2 separate regions of the Homo sapiens genome follow, and region 1 is linked to region 2. A link is a contact called in ENCODE Hi-C data. All regions are on one chromosome and are shown on one strand. Each heading gives the region's core, a stretch centred on a gene start or an enhancer-like site at or near the end of the contact. The rest is flanking DNA. Distances are from core to core; before and after follow the strand shown. Region 1 overlaps CRYBG1 (crystallin beta-gamma domain containing 1). Region 2 overlaps LOC105377921 (a long non-coding RNA gene).

Region 1 (5,070 bases), core at 2,127-4,626, 960 kb after region 2:
AGTGTATTTCCTTTCAGTATGCTCTTAGATATGTAACATCGTTGACATGCAATCTCTTTTTTTTTTTTTTTTTTTTTGAGACGGAGTCTCGCTCTGTTGCCTAGGCTGGAGTGCAGCGGCGCGATCTCGGCCCACTGCAGGCTCCGCCTCCCGGGTTCACTCCATTCTCCTGCCTCAGCCTCCCGAGTTGCTGGGACTACAGGCGCCGCCACCTCGCCCTACTGTTTTGTAATTTTAGTAGAGACGGGGTTTCACCGTGTTAGCCAGGATGGTCTCGATCTCCTGACCTCGTGATCCACCCACCTTGGCCTCCCAAAGTGCTGAGATTAAGGCGTGAGCCAACGCGCCCGGCCGCAATCTTATTCTACTTTTCTACTTACCATTATATCACAAGCTTTGCCCCCATGACTTAAAGGATAAATGGCATTCCATAATATGGACATGCAATAATTTACTTAGTCATTACCTGAATGGGTTTTTTGCAAATTTTGTTATCATAAATAATATTACCATAAGCATATTATAAATAGATCTTTGAATGCTTTGAAAATTATTTCCTTCAAATCATTTCCTAAAAGTAGAGTTATAGGGGATAGGTATAGTAGCATTTTAAGTCTCTTGATAAGTATGAATAAATTGCTTACTAAAAGACTGTAGCAATTAATATAACCCCCCCCACCCCCGAGTAGTATGTTAAACCATTGGACATTATCAATTTTAAAATTGTATCCCAAGCCAGGTGTAGTGGTGCACACCTGTAGTCCCAACTACTTGGGAGGCTGAGGCACAAGATTCGTTTGAGACTGCAGTGTACTATAATTGCACCTATGAATAGCCACAGCACTCCAGCCTAGGCAACAGAGAGACCCACTTCTCTAAAAACAAAACAAATAAAATTGTATCCTATTGTTACTTTAATTTGCATATAGGGAAGTTGAAGTTGGGAAAATATTTTCATTAACCCTTTATTTCTTCAAATGCTTTATTTTTTTCATTTCCCTTGTTCATCTCATTGGGTTTGCTAATATTTTTCTTATATATTTATATGGTTTCTTTAGCATGGCTCTTAACTAATCATCAGGTATATTTGCTGAAAGTATTTTCTTGGCTTGTTATTGCCTTTAATTTTTTAATGTATGGAAATTTTTATTTTTGCATAGTAAAACTACCAATATTTTTCTTCTTCTTTTCTTTTTCTTCTTCTTTTTTTAAGAGATAGCATCTCACTCTGTCACCCAGGCTGCTGGAGTACAGAGGTACAATGTTTGCTCACTGTAACCTCAAATTCCTGGGGTCAAGCAATCCTCCTGCCCCAGCCTCCTGAGTAGCTAGGACTACTGGCAAGCTCCATCACACTCAGCTGATTTTTGTTTGTTTCGTAGAAACAGGGTGTTGCTATGTTGCCCAGGCCGGTTTTGAACTCTTGGGCTCAATTGATCCTCCTGCCTTGGCCTCCCAAAGTCCTAGGATTACAGGCATGAGCTACTGCACCTAGCCTTTCTTTTTTATTTCTCTCATTGCTTTTAATCGTAGGAAGTTGTTTTCCTTCCCTTCTAATATGCCATAATACGCTCCTAATCTTTATGATTTGATGTTTCTGCATTTAATTCTTTAGCCACCAGGAATTATCTTTGATATGGTATAACTTGGCTGGGATTTAAAGGAATGGACGATATAGAGATACACAGTTCTCTTTAGCTCAGAGATTCTCTCTCAGTACTTCTTGATTTTATTTCAAGGTTTCTTAGTTCCTGAGACAGCACCTTTTTATGTTGGGACTTTTGGTGTCTTTGGAGTGCCTGGATGACTTTAAAGGGCATGTACATCTTTTTATTTATCTTTCTTCCTTCCACAGGGCTTAGTAGAGTGCTTTACTAAGAGACAGCCCATTCTACACCTCCCTGGAAGAGACTGGCACATGCCAAGCCTCATTTAAAAACTACTCTGAAGGCCAGCGTCCCTAAAAAGATCTCTTCCTCTGAGTTATTACTGATGCCAGAAATACCTGTTATTTCATCTCTGTGTTAAACGTTGCCCTCTCCTCAAGCTGTCTTTTAGAATGCACATTCACGTTGGGGTAGCGTGGTATATTAGTTTCCTGGGGTAGCTATAACAAGTTGCCGTAAACATGGTCACTTAACAGTTTTTTCTCTCTCACAGTCTGGGGGCTAGAAGTCCAAAATCAAAGTTTCAGCAGGACCGTGCTCCTTCTGAAGGCTCTAGGGAAGGATCCCTCCTTGCTCTTCCTAGCTTCCCATGGCTGCTGGCAATCCTTGGTGTTCTCGTTGGCTTCCCACTGCGTCACTCCAGTCTCCTCCTGCATTGTCACAGGCGTGTGGCTCTGTCTATAAGCAAATAGTAAATCCATAATCCATATGTGTTTGCTTTCCCATAACATGCTTACATTTTAAGCAGAGAATCAAAGTTTTTGCATGGTATTTCTTCGGTTGATCAATATCTTCCTTTTTCTACTAGTAAAACAGATAAACTATTGATAGGAAAGTGAGAGGACAAAATGAATAATCCATTGGAATGATTCATGTAATGGTTTGATGTCAAATATTTTCGGTTTTCAAAAATAAATGAGTTAATAGTAATTGCAGTTATGTGATTTTCTCATATTTAAAGTCTAGTAGCATAAATTGTAACTGTTAAATTTGGTAACAAGAGAAAAATATGGTCAGGTGCAGTGGCTCATGCCCGTAATCCCAAAATTTTGGGAGGCTGAGGTGGGAGGATCACCTGACCCCAGGAGTTTGAAACCAGCCTGGGAAACATAGTGAGACCTGGTATCAATTTACTTAAAAAATGAAAAAAAAAAAAAAAAGAGAAAAATATTTTGAGTGGTTCCCAAGTGAGGAAAACCTAAGATTTTCTTCTTTTAAAGAAAAAAACGGATGACAGATTGGGAAATTAATTTTGCTAATAAAATATTTTGATCCTTTTCAGTAAAAAGCAACTATCAAAGCTGGGAAAAATACCAATAGCCTTTATTCTTCCCTTTTAAACAATGTGTGAAATAGAAAATTTTAATAAAATTTAATTATCTCCTTTTTAATTTTATGAATTTCTCATTTTTAGAAGCATCTTTATATGTCCTACCATTATTCAGTTTATAAAAAATAAGTTTGTTTCCTTTTTGAATTATTGTTAATATTCTTTAAAATTTGGTACAAAGACAATATGAAGATATTTTAACTGAAGAATATGAATACAGTGGTTCTTTGTGTTAGATTGTGCCCAATTTTCACAAAGTGAAAGTTTCTACCTTCGTCTTGACTGCAGGAATAAAAATCTCCTGTGAGCAGAGATTGTTGACTCAAGAGTCCTCATCATTCTACCTGATGAGATAACACTCCCTAATTTAAAATATTGTTAAACAAAATAAATATTTTCTTGGGACAGAATGCTTTGTGGTTTAGTGACTCAACTCTCTCTGTACTGGAAGCCTCAACCAGTGGCACAAGAAAAAAACTTGTTTTGTATCATCCCTGACTGAAAAAAAAAAAGCATTTGTTTTATACCCACTGAGTACAGGTTATAGAGACAGAAGGTGATATGGTTCTTAGCTCCTAAAAAGCCTATGATTAAATTGAGAAACTGATATATGTTCCCGGAAAACCTAGATGAACACTTACTAAATAGTACTAGGTGCAACTATATGAAATTGCCATATTTGACTGGTTTTGACCTACAAAAATGGTATTTCATAATGTTGAACCTCGAAGTTCAAAACCACTTACTTTCTCTCCCCTGCATTATGCACATCCTTCAGTTCTCTGTGTCAAGAGCTGTACAAGAAGCCTGTGTTAAGCCTGGCAGTCCCAGCACCCAGCCCAGGGAAGACGTGGGGCTGGTGGCTTTCCCCTTCCAGGGCTGTGCACCTGCTGTGCTGCCTCTCTTCTTCTGCCCTCTACTCTCCCTCAGCTACATTATTTCCACATATAGAATTTTCCTTCCTTTAAAGCACATCCTCACCTTATTTGAAGCACTTTCCTTTCTTCCTCTCTCTCTCTCTCTCTCTCTCTCTTTTTTTTTCTTTTGAGACAGAGTCTCTCTCTGTCACCCAGGCTGGAGTGCAGTGGCATGATCTTGGCTCACTGCAACCTCCACCTCCTGGGTTCAAGCAAGTCTTCTGCCTCAACCTCCCAAGTAGCTGGGACTGTAGGCGCACACCACCATGCCCAGCTAATTTTTGTATTTTTTTGGTAGAGGCAGGGTTTCACTATGTTGCCCAGGCTGGTCTCGAACCCCTGATCTCAAGCGATCCACCTGCCTCAGCCTCCCAAAGTGCTGGGATTACAGGTGTGAGCCACTGCACCCGGCCCCTTTCTTTTTTTCTTTCCATTCTTTGTTTCCCCTTTCATTCCATTATTAATCACTATCACTCAGTTGATGGCTGTAAAGCCTAAAAGTAAAGCTAGTGATGCATTTGTGTGACGGAAAGGGAAAAACCATGAATCTTGATGTGAAATTAGAAATAATAATCATCAACATGTGGTAACAACAAAAGCTCTGTAAAGTCATGTTACAGCCTGTGAAAAATTCTCCACCCACCATCTCTTTCTGATGAAACTGATGTTTCTCAATAATCCCTATTCTTAAAAAGAGAATAATCTACACTTGAGAAAAATAGACACTATTTCTCACACCATTTTATTGCTTTCTTTTTCTTTTTAAAAACTAGTATTGAAACAATTCTGTGATTTATAACGATGTCCTTTTCTTTTTGCTGTAGTGTAATATTTCAGCTACATGAAATTGACTTTTAGGGGCTTATGAAACAGGATTTATTACAATCAGGGAAATCTTGGAGGAAGTGAATTTTGAAATTAGACTTGATGGAATTTGATAGCCAAAGATTACAAAGAGGAGAGGCAAAAGCATTAATAGAAAACCCAAGCAAAGACATATAAATAATGAAGCAAGTTGTATGTATGGGAAGGGCAAACAAATCTGTCTGACCACAGCTGGAAGTCTGAGGTGGAGGGAGGGGAGAAGGAGGTTAGAGTGGTATTGGAACACCCTTAGGGTGGGAATTTGAAGCTGACATTTGGAGCTTGTGACTAG
Region 2 (5,507 bases), core at 2,250-4,749:
ATTTCAGACTTTTAGCCCCGAAACTGTGAGAGAGTAAATTTCTGTTGTTTTAGGTGACCTGTTTTTTGGAATTTGTTATGTCAACTGTAGGAAATGGATATTGTACAACGATTGGGGCATGACTTTGCAATGGTTTACCTGCTCTCAGATGAAAATTTTTTTTTTTTGTTTTTTTTTTAGATGGAGTCTTGCTCTGTTGCCCAGGCCAGAGTGTAGTGGTGCCATCTTGGCTCACTGCAACCTCTACCTCCCGGGTTCAAGCGATTCTCCTGCCTCAGCCTCCCGAGTAGCTGGGACCACAGCACACCACCAGGCCTGGTGAATTTTTGTATTTTTAGTAGAGAAAGGGTTTCACCATGTTGGCCAGGCTGGTCTCAAACTCCTGACCTCAAGTGATCTGCTCGCCTCAGCTTCCCAAAGTGCTGGGATTACAGGTGTGGGCCACCACACCCTGTCTCAGATGAAAGGTTAATATAATTAAGGAACATCTTTTTTGTTTTTTTTTTCAGAAATTGGAATGGGGGAGTAGCTGAACAGAAAAGTCCATCTTGTTCAATTCCCACAAGAACATTTCTTTGCAATATTATTGGCAGGAATATGCAGTAAAGTTCTAATAACTATTTACTCCTTTCTTTGAAACTCTATTCAGTTATAATGTGTCCTGTAAAAAGTATGACACTGATTTCATAGTACCAATTTTAGCCTAATACATATTTAAATGATTCCCAATGTATAAAGATATTTTAGTAATAAGAAATTATTTAAGGATCCCAAACATCACAATAAACATAAAGCCTAGTTTTAGGTTGCAAAAAAGTATCAAACTTTATAAGTTTTAGTGCAAATTAAGAGAAATTACATTCTAACTACACTAATAACTGAAAACTTCATATTAGGCAAATAATGTCTTCAACTACTCAAATTATAGGAGCCCACTTCAAGAACCTCAGTAAGAAGAAATTTTGAATGGTTTAAAAATAATAAATGCCATGACATTTTAAATGGAAATTTGGCATATTTTTGAGATAAATATGATTGGATACATGTGTGTGCCATTCTTTTATCTCTTCTTACTTTTACTGTATCTCTACTTTAATGATGACAATAATATGGCTACAGACATGAAATGGTTTATCTTTCTTCTTTTCTTTCACTCTTTCATTTAAAGCATTTATATTATTTTTTATTGATGTCAATGTTAACATTTTGGCATCCTTCCCAAGTATATTGCAAGAAATACATCAATAAAAACTTAAATTTAAAAAATATGTAGTCTGGGGCCAGATAATAATGGCATATTTCTTTAAAATTAGGTATAAAGGAGTACAGACGAGGTCAAAATTCTAAAATTGGAATCTTGCCATTAACAAACAGAACTGACATTCTGATACTTCTATCTGCTGTGGACGTGACACAGAGACTTACCAAAGCCAAGATACATTTATTCAAGGAGGAGCAACTTGCCTTTATACTTATACCTTTGTTAATAACTTGTTTAAAGCAATCCTTTGTTTTCTTTGCATATTTGAATTGATTTGCTAAAAGTTATCTACTGTTAAATAAGCAAAACTCAAAATTTTCAAGCATATGGGACTTGTTCAGAATCAGTTTTTAGTTTCTTTTTCAGGATTTTGTACAAGTTGCAAGAGAAGAGACACAAAATTATCTTATTAATTCTATTGCAATATGGAGATACATTTTAAACAAATGGAAATAATCAATATTAGTATTATCTGTATATTTGTGTGTGTGTGTGTTGATCTGACTATATTTTTCTTCAAAGGGAAATCACAAAGGCCAAGTGTGTTTATCAGGTAACTCACCTTAAGAAAACTTGTACTATGTGAAAAGTCAATTTCTTTAAAAACTGTCACCAACTCAACCCTGGTTTGTAAGTAGAAAAAACTATCAATTATTTTTTAACAATAGTAATACTCCCAAGGTATATACTTCTGCCACAAAAAATTAAGAATAGTTTACTTAGCACGTTTTGTCATTGTGGAAATCATTGAGAAAAATCACAGTGGAAAGTTATTTGAAAAGGCATAACTGTCATTAGAAAGAAATTAAGAATAAAGAAGGCAGGCCTGGCGTGGTGGCTCATGCCTGTAATCCCAGCACTTTGGGAGGCTGAGGTGGGTGGATCTCCTGAGGTCGGGAGTTCAAGACCAGCCTGACTAACATGGAGAAACCCCATCTCTACTAAAAATACAAAATTAGCCGGGGTGGTGGCACATGCCTGTAATCCCAGCTACTCGGGAGGCTGAGGCAGGAGAATTGCTTGAACCCAGGAGATGGAGGTTGCGGTGAGCTGAGATGGTGCCATTGCACTCCAGCCTGGGCAAAAAGAGTGAAACTCCACCTAAAAAAAAAATAAAAATAATAAAAAAATAAAGCAGTAAAAACAAAATGTTTGCATGTGTCATTATCTTTGTATTGGTCGTCTATTTTGTAAACTTTCATCATTACTTTAAGCATTTCAGGCCACTTCTTCAGTCATTATTGTTGATTATCATTTAGTCCTCCAATTCCATCAGAGTGTGCTAAGGTAGTAAAATGAAATTAGGCACAATGCATGGCAGAAGGTATAGCAATTTGAAATGTCTTCCAAAATCAATTAGATATTACTTTGGGTTAGCAGTGGAGGTGGGAACATAGTTACAGGTAATTGAGAATTGGCTGTGAATATGGGCTCATACATTGTGTTTTTGAACATGTTGATATAATTCTGTGAAATGAGAGAAATGGCCTCAAATCACCTGGCTGCTTCTGCTTTATTTTATGGTTAGATATTCAACTGCCATCACAGACTACAATAGAGGAAAGCTGCTATTATTTATCAAAGACTAGACCTGCTAGCTGAAGTGCAGTTCACCATTCACTTGGGTGGTGGTATGGCTCACCTCCAAAACACTGCTCATGAGTTGACCTTATTATTTTTATCTGCATGTCTTGACCTATAGCGGGCTTAAAATGTCATTATCAACCTAATGGAAATACAGATTTTTCATTTTTTTCCCTTTCTCTGCCTTCTCTTTTTTCTTTTCTTTTCTTTTTTTTTTTTGGTATGCATATGTATCATAATACTCTTTGGGTTAATCAGGTCCCATAGTGGACCTCGACAATACCTGAGGGGATCCTAAGTCATCAGAATATAGGGGGTGTGAGTGGTCTCCCTTTATTTCTGGAATGCTTGCTTTCTTCGGAAATCATGAAGACATCTTTATTTGAAGCCTTGTTCATCCTTTAAATTGACTCGCAGATTTGCTATTATCTAGAGCGTCTTGAAAGGTGTTGTGCGTATCTGACAAATGGCCTCATTATTCATTAACTTTCACTTTGATATACATATTTTTTAAGTTTTTTTCTCTTTTCTTGCTTTTAAAAATTGGATGTGTCAAACATGCCCCGACTGCTTTAGCACTGTCTATCTGTCTGGTGAAGGAGTGCTGGAAAATTCACATTTAAACAGCATCTCCACAAGTTCTTAATGATGTGCTGAAAGGCAGCTGGCCCAAGTCCAAGTCTGGGGTTTCACTGCTCAGGAAGGTCAGTTTAGTCCTAAGGGGAAGGAAAGAAAAAAAAAAAAAAACCCAAAAGACCCAAAACCAACTATAATCTGTATATCCCGTAAAAGAAAAATTACAAATTCTGATGTAATACTTAAAATTATTATTTCTTAATTCCAAAGTAACTGCTTTTATGACCAGCAAACTCCCAATGGTTAAAATTATTAGCTCAAGACATTTTGCTTTAGTTTAGACAAAAACCTCTAAGTGGCCTACTTTCATTTTCAGTTGGTTGAACAGTTTGTGGTTATATTTGAAATACTTTTTAAAAATGGTCTTGGGTAGGGAGTCAAATTAAAAAACCAAAAAATGCCAAACCTCAGTTTTTGAAAACTGTTTTCCTGAAGACCTGTCTAATCATTCCAATAAGGACACAAAGACATCGACCAATCACATAAATTCCTTATAGTCTCAAAAGCAACAGAAGGCCCCCCCCCCCACTCCCCTCCTCCAATGCAGGCAAGTTTTACATTATTTCTTAGATTAGCTACACATCTTGTTTTTCATGAATTTTAAAAACACATTTATGCCTCTCTGAGGCAGGAAGAATGGGAGTTAACAGCTCAGAAGGAAAATCATAGTGACATTGGACCACATGCCATCTGACGAGGGGATTACTTATAGATGATGTGTGTTCTCTAGTTATCCCTCAAACTCCCCTTGGACGATTAACTGTCTGGTTGGGAGGTGAAGGCTAAGACAGACAGATTAATAAACAGCTTTTCTTCACAACCAAGTCATTTGTTGAATAAAATCTATGGGAAAGCTGATGCCATAAAAGAAGTTAGATAGCATCACCATGGCATTATCGCCCTGGTTATCCCTGAACTCTGGAGACTTAATAATCTTCAAATAAGTAGTATTTAAACAAATCCCCTTTCAAAAGAAATGAAAAACTGGAGAGTTTATTTAATAACCACCACAAACATGAAGTGGTATAAAAAACTCTGCTTTCATGATTTAATTTTGATAACAACCAAATGTGCTGAGTAAGTCTTCAAGTCCCAAAGTTCAGCATTTTTTTTTTCTATTTTCCACTGCTTAATCTATTAAGAAAAACTAACAAAAATGATTGCTGCTGCTTTTGGATCTTTGAGCGTAATTCATCTTGTTTGTTTAATGCACGGTGAAGAAAGCTGGTTAATGGAGGTTAATCAGCTTGGAACCTGCTCAAGGACAGCACGTTGAGGTTTGAGAAGGGTGCCCTATGCCATCACAGCAGTGCAAAATGCAACAAAAAACGTCTTGCAGCTCTCTGTTCAAAGAGTCATTGCATGATAAAAGAGAAGGCTACAGTCTGACTCATGATGTACTGAAATAATCTGATATCTCTGTTTGGCTTCTCTAAGAGCAGAATTTCATGGAGTCTGGGATCATTCTGAGGGGCATCCATTAAAATGTGAGTGTGAGTTTTGCTTTTTTTTTGGTCTGTGTGCAGATTTCTATACAGTTATATTCCTTATTCTTCTTTTGGGTTACAGGCCCCTTTGAGAATCTGATAAAAGCTATAAAATCCAGAAGAATGCACACACACAGAAGTTACACATCTTGTTAGGGAGCTCCACCAAGTCCCTGAAGCCTGTCTGTGAACCCCCTGTTGCACGTACAGACAAGACCTTGTCTGATTGATGAATTCATCTTGCATTTTTATAACCTTTCCAGGCTGCCTGCATTTTATTGGTGCTTTTTGGCAAGGGAGCCAAGACTCCTAAAAAAATCTACAAGCATGAGATTCCTTGAAATGGAGAGGTAACAAACAAAGAAAGGAACAAAGTTAAAAGCCCGAGAACCCCTAAGATTTCATTCCTTCAGGAAAATCTGTGTCATAAATCACTTCTCCAGGTGTCTATATTTGACTCTTAGTTGTTTGTGTGGGAGTCCTTCCCTTCACTTTGCTGCCTCCACCTGCTTTCTCCCTTCCTTCTCACCGACCCCAGC

What was found. Hi-C counts contacts between places; a loop is a spot of excess contacts on that map. Pooled maps may share reads with other maps.
Region 1: a loop to region 2 is called in a map of MCF 10A, with 6 times the contacts of the local background. The contact joins two enhancer-like sites. A Hi-C loop is called at or near these places in 6 of 168 maps with a recorded cell type or tissue (IMR-90, MCF 10A, OCI-LY7 and 2 more), 7 of 37 single-sample maps with no recorded cell type and 19 of 50 pooled maps.

What each region holds. Positions count from the first base shown.
Region 1 is chr6:106,436,240-106,441,309 of GRCh38, forward strand. The region is part of intron 1 of CRYBG1 (crystallin beta-gamma domain containing 1); the gene reads left to right. Among named protein-coding and RNA genes, the nearest start is that of CRYBG1, 78 kb to the left of the region's middle. Within about 2 kb of position 3,377, at least 3 of the 41 ENCODE cell types and tissues checked have a DNase peak (open chromatin) inside an H3K27ac peak, as active enhancers do.
Region 2 is chr6:105,478,897-105,484,403 of GRCh38, forward strand. LOC105377921 (a long non-coding RNA gene) reads left to right here. Exons shown (of 2, transcript XR_942832.3): 2 at 1-2,410. Among named protein-coding and RNA genes, the nearest start is that of PREP, 79 kb to the left of the region's middle. Within about 2 kb of position 3,500, at least 5 of the 41 ENCODE cell types and tissues checked have a DNase peak (open chromatin) inside an H3K27ac peak, as active enhancers do.